Linked DNA regions of Homo sapiens: region 1 is linked to region 2. A link is a contact called in ENCODE Hi-C data. All regions are on one chromosome and are shown on one strand. Each heading gives the region's core, a stretch centred on a gene start or an enhancer-like site at or near the end of the contact. The rest is flanking DNA. Distances are from core to core; before and after follow the strand shown.

The links. A loop is a pair of places that touch in the nucleus more often than their neighbours do. Pooled maps may share reads with other maps.
Region 1: a pooled map shows a loop between it and region 2 (7-fold over the local background). The contact joins the enhancer-like site here to the promoter of ADARB2 in region 2. A Hi-C loop is called at or near these places in 4 of 37 single-sample maps with no recorded cell type and 3 of 50 pooled maps.

What each region holds. Positions count from the first base shown.
Region 1 is chr10:1,934,386-1,940,984 of GRCh38, forward strand. No RefSeq gene overlaps it. Among named protein-coding and RNA genes, the nearest start is that of LINC00700, 77 kb to the right of the region's middle. RefSeq lists an enhancer at 4,340-5,539. Within about 2 kb of position 4,131, at least 4 of the 41 ENCODE cell types and tissues checked have a DNase peak (open chromatin) inside an H3K27ac peak, as active enhancers do.
Region 2 is chr10:1,735,760-1,742,391 of GRCh38, forward strand. It overlaps ADARB2 (adenosine deaminase RNA specific B2 (inactive)), which reads right to left and starts at 1,766. Exons shown (of 10, transcript NM_018702.4): 1 at 1,292-1,766. The coding sequence starts at 1,391. RefSeq lists an enhancer at 1,098-1,694 and a silencer at 1,656-1,715.

The sequences.
Region 1 (6,599 bases), core at 2,881-5,380, 200 kb after region 2:
CTGACCACTTGAAAACAGTCTTTTGTGCAGTACTCTTTATGAATTTCCCCTAAATTATAATGGGTTATTTATCTTTGTATTGCTCTGTAAAAATACTTTGTCTATTTTGAATGCTATTCATTGTTGATTCTAAGTGTTGAAAAATCTTCTAGGCTATGGCTTGACATTTGACTTTCTTAATACTGTCTTTTGATAAATGGAAATGCTTAATGCCTTGGCTTCTCTTTATAAATTGTACCTACGCTGATGTCATGGACATATTTTATTTTGTTAACTTTATTAACTTCCACAGGTAGATTTAAAGACAACCTGTTACTTACTTTTCTGTTACGTTTTGTGTCAGAGGTGAAGAGACCCTTCTTTCCGTACAGCACCACGTGTCCATCATTTACTGCTAAAATAGTGCTGCACAGGGAGCCACACTGAAGCCCAGTGACTTGAGAGAATGAGAGCTTACCCAGCGTGCCAGGCGGAGGGTCAGCGGTTGAGGCTGGACGGGCCTCAGGCGCTCCAGCACCTGCTTGTGGGTCAGCTGAAATACGGCAGAAGAGACTAGACTATGCCACTTGGGTCTCATTTTCTTCTCTGCATCTATTGATCTAAAGATATGACTATGTCATTTTATTTCTAGTTTGTTAATTGAAATGTAACAAAATCATTTTTTAGCTTGAATCATCATTGCATCGCTACAGTAATTCTAAGCTGGATTTGATGCATTGCTCTTAATTTTTACATTTCTTTCTTTCTTTATTTTTGAGACAGGGTCCCACTCTGTTGCCCAGGCGGGAGTGCAGTGGTGCAATCATGGTTCAGTGAAGCCTCGACCTCTTGGGTTCAAGTGATCCTCCCACCTCAGCCTCCCATGTAGCTGGGACTACAGGCATGGACTACAGCCATTTCCAATTTTTTTTTTCTTTTTTGTAGAGATGGCCCAGGCTGCTCTCAAACTCCAGAGCTCAAGTGATCCGCCTACCTTGGCCTCTCAAAGTGCTGGGATTATAGGCATGAACCACTGTGCCTGGCCAATTTTGGCATTTCTGAATTAGATTTGTGTGACAGCTAATTTTATATGTCAACTGGGCTGAGCTATGGTGTCCAGCCATTTGGTCCAACAACAGTCTAGACGTGGCCTTGAAGACATTTTGTGATATGATTGACACTTGCATCCATGGACTTCAAGCAAAGCAGATTATTCTTCACAATGTGTCCTTCTCTAAATAGCTGCAGTTCTTGAGTGCAGACTGAGCTCTCCTGGGAAGGAAGGACTTTGTCTCCCTAGACCTCTCTTCGTGTGTGTGTGTGTGTGTGTGTGTGTGTGCATGTGTGTGTACGTTCTGGGGCCCAGAACAATCAGAAAGTCTGTAGCAAATCCAGCTTCGTGCAAGCTGATGTGCTGCTTGATCTGCTGCTTAGGCCATGTGATCCAGCAGACCCAACGGAGCCTGAAGTGTCTGTGGCAGAGAGGGATGCTGCATGGGGCCTTTGCTGAATTGTAGTGAAGGCCTTTAGGATTTTGGAGGAAGGCCTTGCCATCATCCCAGATGACTACTCTCCTGTTGAGAGAAAGCTCAGTGTTGTCCTGTTACTGGGTTTTAATAGAAGCTGGCCACCTGACCATGGACCACCTACTTGCTGTGTGACCTGAGCTGCCCAGCATAAGCTGGGGACGCTGACCCACCACTCTACAACACTGGGGGTGCACAGCTACCCTCCATCCTCAAACAGAAGCAACAGAGCGTGACCAGTGCTGAGCAGGTCCTGGAGACACAAGTAAGTCACACGAGGCAGTGGCCTAAGAGCCCATGGGCCCCACTGCAGCCTCACTGCCTTCTTTCCCCAAACCTGCACCTGTGGCCTCATGGGGAGATCCCTAGGATCCGTTGACAGAGGAAGAGAAGACCTGGGCCTGAGTTACAGATGGTTCTGCACGGCATGCAGGCAGCACACAGGAGTGGATGCTGGCAGCACCAAGCCCCTGTGAGGTGTCCCCAAAGGACAACGGACAACGGAAATCCCCCCAGGGCAGAACTCCAGCAGTGCCCATGGATGTTCTTTTTTATTCTTCTTGTTTTTTCATGTGTGTGTGTGTGTGTGTGTGTGCGCGCGCACATGTACGTGTGTGTGTGCGCATGTACGTGTGTGTGTAGAGAGAGAGAGATGATAATTATCGTCTTCTATTTAGAATATATTGCCTTTAATGTTTTATTTCCTAGTCATGTCAAATATTTGTGTTGTAAGCAAACAGTATCTGAATTTGCCCCATAAATGCATATTTATTTATTCAAATATTAATACAGGTAAAATAATCTTTGTGTATCTATTATGATAACTTGAACTCGTCAGGGTGGTAATGACACAATAGGGGTGCAGCCGTTAGAACAGATATGTGTGAAGAAGAAACACAGAAGTAAGGATTCTAACTTCCCAGGACCCATGTGCCCTTTTCTAAAACTTATTTTATTTTTGTACATATATATACTTTTAGTAGAGATGGGGTTTCACCATGCTGTCCAGGCTGGTCTCAAATTCGTGGACTCAAATGATCCATCCACTTTAGTCTCCCGAAGTGCTGGGATTATAAAGCATGGGCCACTAAGTCTGCCCCGTACTTATTTTTTAAATGAATAGTCTTTGCTTTGAGGAGCCCCTCCTGTGTTCATGGGCCCCACCTCCATGTGTCATCATGGGATAGGCTGGATCCGCTGACATGAAGAAGGTGGTTATTCAAAACACACAGCAACGATAAGCAACAAAATTTAGACCCTGAAAAATCAAGACGAATACCAAAGCACCTGATAAAATTATTGCATTTGGCAGGGTGTGGTGGGTCACACCTGTAATCCCAGCACTTTGGGAGGCTGAGGTGGGCAGATCTCTTGAGCCCAGAAGTCCAAGACTAGCCTGGGCAACATAGCAAGACCCCATCTCTACAAAAAAATACAAAAATGAGCCAGGCATGGTGGCACACACCAGTGGTCCCAGCTACTCGGGAGGCTGAGGTGGGAGGATCACCTGAGCATGGGGAGGGTGAGGCTGCAGTGAGCCAAGACAACACCACTGCACTCTAGCCTGGGCAACAGAGTGAGCCCTTGTCTCAAAAAATAATAATAAAAAATAATAACTGCATTTGTCTATGACTACAGATTGTATATACTACACAAATAAGTGATGAAAAGAGAGGGTAAATCTGTTGCAGGATCATGAGGGTACACATGATACAAGCAGAAACCCCTGGATAGAAGGAGGGGAAGCAGAGTTGGGCCCCATCACATTTTGCATTTGAGCTCTTCTATTAATAGCCTGAGATTATTATGGCTTTCCAAAAAATTTAAGTCATTTGAATCCATTATTGATCATTGTGTCTGTGAACAAGCTCCTCATATAGCTAACAATCTTCTTTTTTTAATTGGTGGTTTGAGAGTCATATAATTTAATGACCAACATAGGATTGATAAATTGATTAAATGCCTAAAAACAAAACTAAACTCAGACAATCTTCTGCATTTTGACCCAATGTCTACAGTGAGTACAATGTGATACTTAAAAGAATAACTTGATAGCATTCCATTATAATCATTACTGCCTAACTTATTCAATGCAGATTCCATAGAAACACACACATGAAATGGTGATTTAATAAAATCACCTGAATTCCTAAAAATTTTTAAATCTGTTTGAAATGTTAATTCTATAATTAGTTTTATTTCTTATTGTTCTGTTTAACATGTCACATAAACATATTTGTATACTATTTATACTCACTGAGTTTTTGAAATAAAAATGAAAAATAATAAAACTGTCAAACATATTTGACAGTTTTATTATTTTTCATTTTTATTCTTCCAAAACTCAGTGAGTATACATGGTACAGGGAAAATTTGAAATAGAAAAACTCGGTTGAATATCTACAATTTTAAATTATTCTTTGGGTAATAATTTTGTTCATTTTTATTCAAGAAAATACAAATCCTTGTTTGTGGGGCTCAGCATCATGATACGTTACACTGTTGGCTTCGTCTTCTCATGTATGACAATCGAGGCCCAAGCAGGAAACAGTTGTTTATAAAACTGGGTAACTGAAAAATGAAATTAACGAAGGGAGTGGTACCAAGTTATGTGGGCAGATGGCAGGAAACCCCCACGTGACCTGGAACACAGAGGCAGTAAATATCAATGCCACAGAGAATGCTGTCATTTTCTGCGAGTGAGGCCTGCTTCCAGGAAAACCGCAGAAAGGAACAGCTTCATTTTTTATAAACTTCATACTAATATTTTGCTTTGAGAGTCATTCCTTAGAAAGTAAATTGCACAATGAACCCAAATTATTTTGTTAGAATGTTGAATCCGTTCAGGCATTTCCCAAAGAACCTGGAGAAAACTGGCTTCGTAAGGGATTGAGTTCGAAGTTACATCACTAGATCATTTTAAAGCCAATCCTACAGCCATTGTATTGTCAGTTTTGGAACCCTAAGCTTACTGGTAAGTTCAGAAAATTGCAAGTCATATTCCAGTCTTCTGGAATTCAGGCATATTTTTGCTTTCTGCATTCAGGTATATTTTTATTAGTACATTTATGACACAAATCTAATGTTTCGGCTTAAAGCAATACAAATGAGGACAGAACTGAAAGTATGCATTTGAATCTTGAATCCCCTTCTGTTTCTCGCCCAGTTAATTTTTTTCCTGTGGTGTCTACTTTACAACACAGGGTGCACAGCACACTCAGGGCCCCATCATAACACCCACTCCTGTGAGCCTCTCTTCCCCCTCCACGGGAAGGATTCAGGCACAGACCTTCGAAGTAATCATTTCCTCAAAAATATTCGCGTCAGCCCCACCGCCCACTTGATGAAAGCCGTCATAGCAGTGAGTAACATCGGAGCATAACATCGCGTCCTCCGGAAGGCCGAGCACCTGCCAGGTGCTAGCACACATCATAAAAGGGCCGACGGCAACATAAATAAATGTCTCTCGGTGGCGGAGCCGAAAAACCTGAAATGCACTTCTGAAGTGAAATGGCCACTTCTGCAAAGAGCGGAAAGGTAGCTGGTAAACGCAGTAGGAATACAGGCACAAAGCGTGGTGAGAGACTCGCCCAGCGCTTTCCTCGGTTTCTCCCAGGGCTTCCGCGTCACCAGCTTCTGCCTGCTCTCCTCCCCAACCCCAGAGTAACATCTTTCACGCAGAGAAAATGAGGGGAGGCAAACTGAGATTGATAAGTGAATGACGATCCTTATGACTATGACTTTAGGCCTAAAAATAAGGAAGGCCAAGCTTTTCTTCCCATCCAGTCCTAATGGTTCCTTTTGGCCAGCAGTGAACACTTTCTCTGTAGCATTAATGTTCAGTTGACAGAAGGGCTCCACGGAGGATGTGTCCTTTAGATCACAGAGATTGGAGAGTGCAAGAGAGGAGGCAAGATGCCTCCCCCAACAAGAAGACACCCATGGCAGATCCTTAAGGTTGGATGTATCCGCATAAAGTTAGAACCTTCGGACGTAGGCACCCCACGCAGGCCCAGGCCCCGATGGTGAGTGCTGCCTCGGCCTCCAGAGCTTCCCAGGCTCCAAAGAATTCAGTCAACGGTCCCATTAGCAGTGCATGGAGGCAGCTTATGCTATTTATGGTCAACACCAGCTTAGGTTTGCTCTGTACCCGTGCCTGTGGCAAAACAGGATGTAGGAAAACTTTATTTTATTTAATCAGAGGTGATGAGCAACTAACCAAAGCATAGTTAAGATCATCCCAACATCGTCCACTCAGACCCCCTCCAGGGGCCCATCGTGTTGATTTTCCGAGTTCTCCCCGGGACATGGGCTCTGGGGAGGAGGAGGCCTCATGGGAAAAGTTCCGTTTTCAGCTGAGCCTTCTGAATAGCAGGAGATGAGCAGACTCAAAGTCACAAAGATGTTCATCTCCAAATACCGTAAGTTTATTATACCACTGATGAGGAGTCCATTTCTCTCGTGACTAATGTGGATGGCTTTTGCTGAAGTAATTCAAGTTGATCTTTAGAGTTGAGTGTAATCCATTATTTTTTAATGGAAAAGGGTCTCATTAAATATTTATTCACTGCCTTATGCAGCAGTGCGTCTTGGAGGTGCTGACGACTCCTGCCTGCTGACCAATGGCTTTTCCACACGTGTCATTAACACGGCCATTATGTCACCAAAAATAACACATGGTCAAACTACTGCCTCAGGGAAAGCTGGGGACACTCAGTATCATTGAACTCCCCCAAGTTTAACGAAGGTGGAGATTAATATCATAATTTCCACAGAAAGGTGGAAAGAAATGCAAAACAAGATGGACAGGGACAGTTCTGGCTTCAGTCAATATTCTAGAACTTGGTTCTACTCTTTCTAGGACTTGTTTTGTTCTAGCTTAAAGATGACATCAAATATTAGTCAACCAATATTTGGGATATAAGCAGAGTGTCTCAAGCTTCACCAGCTAATGGGTGTGAACATGTTGTTTTATGTTTTCAATTATGTTAATATTTCAAATATTACTTTTCCTGAGTTTCTTTCAATTTGATTAAAGTCCAGTCATTTTCTGGGATTATATTCAGAATTGACTTCCATGAATATCCTTGCTGG
Region 2 (6,632 bases), core at 516-3,015:
GAGGAAGTTGTGGGGGCCAATCCCTCCCAGTGGTCCTGACGTTCGGTCATAATGAATGACTGTTTGCTATTGACATTTATGCCTGCTGACTGTCTGGATAATTTCTATTATTGGAAGAGGCAATAAAGGACCTGGTGACGGTTCGAGGGCACACAGGAAACGGTCTGGTAGAAACTTATCTTAGGCCAATGCAAAGATGAAAATTCTTCAGGAAAGATGGACAACCCCAAACACACCTAACGTTGCCTCCTGCTTTCAAACAACTGGCAAAGCTGATCAATTCTAGCTGTGTTTTTCCAACCGTTCTTTATACTTCTACCTCACTTAAAAAAAATCAGCACATTTCAAATCATGATTAGAACTGAACTTTCTCCTGCAGGCTCACTAGGAACTGACAATAACACAGGTTCCTCTAGGAGAGAAGGGTCGGCATGAGAAGAATCTTTTAATTCTTCCTGGCATGCACACAGGCTACGATGGCACTGGGGGCATTGCTCTCATATTGGAGCGATTGCTAATTTTGCAAAATCCCCAGTGTGAAAGCCCTCCCTTGCTGTAGCATTGACTAACTTCAGCGCGGCCCAGCCCCAGGAATATCAGTAACAAGGCACAGCTGAGTTTGTCAGTGGCCGCTGTCAGCCGGCTGCTTTTCCTGCTTTCCTGGTTTGCGGTTTTTTTCTACCACTAACAAAATATGATGCTTCTTTCTGTTTTCCTGTATTCATTTCTGCTTATTTCTCCAAGGACGAGCCCTGTGTTCTCTTTACGACCCAATGTTTACAAATCGACGGGCACCACATTGAGTAAAAACTGCCAGCCAATTTGGAGAGGCGATCGCAGGGCTTCGCCTATCCCTTCCTCCGGGACAGTTTGGATGGGAGTAGCTGGCGCGAGGGCTCGTTCCCCCGTTTTTGGGTAATTCCTTTGGCACTGGGAGACGAGATGGCCTCCGGAGGGTGGAAGGCAGTGCCAGCCCGGCCGGCCACTGGGGACTGCGGGGCCCGGAGACGCGCGGGGTCCCCGGGGAGCTCCTCGCCGCCCTCGCCCCACTTCGTCCGGGTCCCTCAAACATGTCGCAGCGTGGCTGCTCACTGTCCCCTCTGGGCAAGAGGAGGCCCCAGACATTTCCACGGGATCTGAACTCCCGAGCGCCCTGCACGGAGCAGCCATCCCGCCAGCACCCCAAAGTGAAGCTGCTCACAACGGACAAGCCCGGAGACCCCATGAGAGGCCGGGGTGGAGAAGCCGGGGGTGAAGGGGGGCAGGGGCCGGCGCGCCACGCGGTCCTTACCTTTCCGCTTGGACCTCCGCCTCCTCCTCCTCTTGGACTTGCATTTGAGTTGACTGCTCAGCCCTCCAGACCCTCTGCCGCTCCCCAGGACCGAGGCCATGGCCGAGACCCAGGCGCGGAGCCCAGAGCCGCCTCCCTCCTGCACCTGCACCTGCCTCCTTCCCGGCAGCCGCCGCCGCCGCTGCTGCGAAGCTTGAGGTTGCAAACCCGGGAGCGGCTCACTTTTCAGGACTGAGCAGGAAAGCGCGCTCCGTCTCTCTGTCTCTCGAATTGTTCTCTATGACTTGCTCCCACTGGGCTGGGGGCCTCGGCTGGGCGCCTGGAGCGAGCTGCTCCCTGGTCAGGGAGGGCGGGGAAGGGCGCGCGGCGTCCTGAGTGCTCCGAGCTTCCCGCGGGCTCTGCCTCCTGCTCTGGGCTCCCAGCGCAGGGAGGCTACTTTTGCGCCTCTGCTAGTTGTTTGGCACCAGCCACTTTGAAGCCAATCACGCAGGGAGCTTGTCTATTTGCTGCAGCAGCGTCTAATTAGATCCAATCACAACTGCTTTCTGGCTCTGACATCAGCAGCAGCACCAGCCGCACCGCCGCCTGGCCGCTTGCAAACTCAGCTCCCGTTTGGACGGTGAAGCTCCCAGGACCGGCGGCTGGAGGGAGGCTGCTCCCGGGGAACAAGGACGCGGCGCGGGTGCGTCTGGGAGAGACCGGGGGAGCCTCCAGGAGGGACCCTGCCCGGGAGGACGAGGCCTCCTGCCGCAGCCTCGCGGACAGCTCAGCTCGCCCTGCTCAGAAAGACACAGGGACGGGTTTTTCCAACCAACAGTTTTTAACTAGTCAATTCATTACCATGCTCCTTGTGTCAAGGGGGGGAAATACCTCTTTCAGAAATGCAGAGACCGCACTTCCTCAGAAACGGACTGAGGTTTGCAATTCCCCAGGAGACAGCGTCCTGAGGGGCATTTATTCCTCAGAGCCTGCATGCTTGTCTGTTTGCCTCTTCTTTCCCCTCTTCATATTCCTTGGCCGTTTCCAATGCAAAAGATAAATCTTGCATAAAGACAGAGGTTTTGGGATCTGAGTCTGATTTTTGCCGTCAGGAATTTCATGTGTTGCTTTATTTAGGGAACAATGACACAAAAGGAAGAGAAAGCTCTCAGCGGAGAGTTTTGTTGCCAAATGTAATATTTGGATGGAAGAAAGTAACATTTACAAAGAGGTGGATTGCACACTGAAATAGTTTTAAGCAATTTTTTTTTCCAGGAATGTCCTATGTTTCAAGATTATACTTATGGAACCCTGGAAGTCTTATGTAAAATATAAAGAGGAATAGAATCTGGTAATCATCATTGCATCTTGTATTTAAATCACATAAGCTTTTAATTACAATAGTCATGTTTTTAAAAAAATCCACTCTAAAATTCATTAGCACACATTAACATGTTGATATAAAAATGGCACACAAATATTTCTGCTATTCATTGCCTCACATGCAACCTTTTCAGCTGCTTATGTGCCTAGAAATTTCCAGATAATTTTTATCATAAGAAAAAAGAATCACTCTGGGGGACATTGGAAATAATTAGGATGATCCTGTGTTGTTATGTGCTGAGCTGATAGATCGTAGCTCAGTTTTCATTGATGAGAGAGAGTAAGACATTTGATTTCAAATCTTAACTCTACTGCTATGACCTCGGGTAAGTTAAACCGTGCCTCAGTTTCCTCATCTGTAAACTGGGGATAACAACGTCACCCACCTCATAAGTTCATTCATACTCGTTGAATCAGTATCAACCAGTATAGACAGGAACTGGAACATGTTAATTACTCTATGATTATTTATTAAATTTTTTCCAGCAAATAATTTGGAAGGAATGAGCGTATGTTGCAGACAAGCCTCAGAAAGACAGGGCTTCTGCGTTTTCCTTTTAGAATGTTGAACCTTCTAGTCCAACTCAGACTGAGGACCACAATCAAACCAACATCCCTCTTCAGGGCTGGCTTCAACAACCCTGTTCCCATGACAGCACAGCTCAGCTCTGCTGATAATTCCCAGCGAGGGTTGAGAAGGCACATAGCTCTCTCACTTCCTCTCTGCAATACCCGAGATATTTGAGTGCTTAAACTATATCGAGAAACACAGCTCTAGGACTCTGCCTGTGAAACTTCTGAGCTTCACACAATGTGCTGCACTAATCCAGAGTTGCCCTATTTCTGTATCTGCAGAAAACCCATCAGGGGGTGGAGTCACCGAAGGAAGGTGCTTCAGAAGAGCTTCACACACACACACAGCCCCCACAAGGTGGTCAGCATTTATTAATGGCCCCAATAGCTCCATCATCACACGGAGCAACCGTGCTGTCTGGGAGACTCGTATACATGAACCCTTGTTTCACTCCAAGGGCAGGTATGGTGGCCGGAAAGTAACGTGTCTGTTAAATGTTCTTCTGATGTTGGTGGAGTGGGGAAACAAAACTGAAAACTGTCTTTGAACACTTCATTTAGACCCTAATTTGAAAGTTACGATCGAAATTTTGGCAAACCTTTTTCTTGAAGTTCCTCCAATTGGTTCTTTTTTGTATAATTTATGAAAATGCTGTTTTCACAGATACTTGCTGTTTTCTGTATTTTATTTATTTTGCATAAGACGATGCATAATAGATGATGCTAGGGCGACGGCTAGGCGAGAAAGCCTTTGTTTCTCATCACAGAGGGGCTTTAAAGAAGAGGCTCGCAGCGACAAGTGCGTTAACTCCAGCGTGGTTTCCAGCACGTCTCACTCTGCTGTTGCAAGCAGGGCTGCGAGTGAGCAGTGCTGGTAAGCTGCCATTCCCCGATGAGCCTCCTCACCTCCTGCCTGTTTCCCACAGTGCCTCAGCGCAGCTTTGCAACGTGGTGGGATGAGCAGCAGTTGGAAGAGGCTTCAGGAGCAGGAGCCAATCTCGCCCGGTGCCCATCAGGAGATGTCGCTGTGGTGTCCCCAGCTACTTCATGCTCAGTCCCTGCTCTTCCCACAAAACAAAGCACCAGCAGAGAGGTTGCAAGGAGGAACAGGCAGCTACAAAGCCAACTGCAGCCCGGCATGAACCTATAGGGGTCGGGGGGAGACGGGTGAGGCATAGAAAGGAGCCCTTGGCTGGATAGAAGGGGCAGTGCTGCCTCCGCAGTGAGTCCCCACACCCAAATGGCATGTGTGTGCCAGGAGGAAGAGTTTTCTCAATCAAGGCCAGAAAGGGTCCTCTTGTTGGAGTTGCTTAAAGCTCCCCCAACTCACTGTTGCTCTCATCAGTCCTACAATGTTACAGGTCTCCTGTGTGATATTTTGCTTGTTTCTTCAATGTCTGTCTCTCCATAGATCACAAGCACCACAGGAGGCAAAACCACGTCTCTCTGTGGCTTTGCGGCTGTGCGGGCACTGACCTGGGACACAAGTGTCCTTGCAGGGCAGAGGCTGATATTTACCACTGGGGCAGTGCTTGCTCTGCTCAAGGTATGGTTCTGAGCTTAAATGTTATAGTGACTCTCAGTTAATGCACAAGACCTCGATGGCGGCAGGACTGAAACAATATTCATTTCAGAGGCTCAGACAACTTAGGTAACTTGCTAGAAGTCACACGGGTTACTAGTCAGGATTCACATTCAGCACATCCTAACTTCACAGTCTGGGGTTGTTACCACTACGCCCTGCTGGTATTTTATCCTGCAGCCTGAAATTGGTAGATTTTGTGAACTTCTACAAGCCTTCTTGAGATAAGCAAAAAATACATTAAATAGTGACTCAAAGCTTCAGTAAGCCTATGTGTGTGCATAATATACACACATATAAACATATCAGAATTTTTCTTTCCTCAGAATGAACATACAATGTGGACAGAAAGACCTTATCATCCTCATTTTTCCCCTGAGGTTACGAAGGTGAAGTGTGAGGTCTGGATTCGTGTCATGTTGCCAGATAGCAGCAGAGCCATGACCCGAATGTAAGGTTCCAATACATTCCCGAAATAACAGCCATGAGAAATTTCATAGATTCACATAACTGCCCTGATCTTTTATTTCTGCAAAAGAGAGACCTAAGGCATCCTTCCTGCGGCTGACCACACAGCTTGCATCTTTTAACCCATATTCAGATCATCTTGTGCCCACTCCCGAATGTTTTCCTCTCAACTCCTTGACCTGTCTGAAGACATGGACAACTATTCTTTGCTTCAAAGTCCTGATGGTCAATACTGACTTACAATACTTCAGTTCTTAATGCATTGCAATGTCTTTCCAGATAGTTAAAGGGTTGGCTGACTTGATTTCTTATTGGTTTCCCGAAACAAATAACACTGACAAACAAACATGGTTTCTTTAGAATCAGAATTCTAGTTAATATCCCCTTCCCTCCATCAGACAATTTCACTAGGTGGAAAATAGCAGAATAAAGGATTCTCTGGAGATATTTGTGTTTGCTGACTCACTTTATCATCACATATGACACACAATTATGACTTTTTACAAGAAATAGCACAAGGGGACTTTTTTACTCTTTCATCTTCAGCCGTTGCTCTTAAGTCTAAATAACACACATCAAAGAACTTGGGCATGAGACCTGAAAGTATTTCCAAATAATATTGTGCAATATACCTGCTATGCCACATGCACGTGTATTCACATTCTCTTCAAAGGGCATGGAAGGAGGCTGGTGAAGGGGAGGGGGCAGCAGAGAAGTCCCAGGATGCAGAGGAGCATCTTGAATATGAAATGCTCTTTATCCTACACTTTTACCAGAGTAGTTTTTCCCTTTGTTCATTCTTTTTCTTGGAGGCATGCTTATGGTTTGAGAACAGCAAATGCACACTTAGCAATTTCCTGAATGAACTTGGTGTAAAGCAGGCGGGTGGATCACCTGAGGTCAGGAGTTCGAGACCATCCTGGCCAACATGGTGAAACCCCGTCACTCCTAAAAATACAAAAATTAGCGAGGTGTGGTGGTGCACACCTGTAGTCTCAGCTACTGGGGAGGCTGAGGCATGAGAATCACTTGAACCCAGGAGGCAGACATTGCAGAGAGCCAAGATTGCACCACTGCACTCCAGCCTGGGTGACAGAGTGAGACTCCATCTCAAAAAAATAATAAAAAATAAAATAAAATAAAAAGACAGTGCTTGGAAAATACAAGTGAAAAAAAAATCCTACATGCATAATCACAAGAACAGACTCCAAATTCTGCTTCTGTTGGTGCTATGGGTCTAACACATTGGGGAAGACATAACCCTTTCTGAACATCATCTGTAAAAGGAGGGAAAATGATGGCACAGAACTGCTATGAAGATAAAGAAAAAGGATGCAAATTTCTTTGTGAATGATC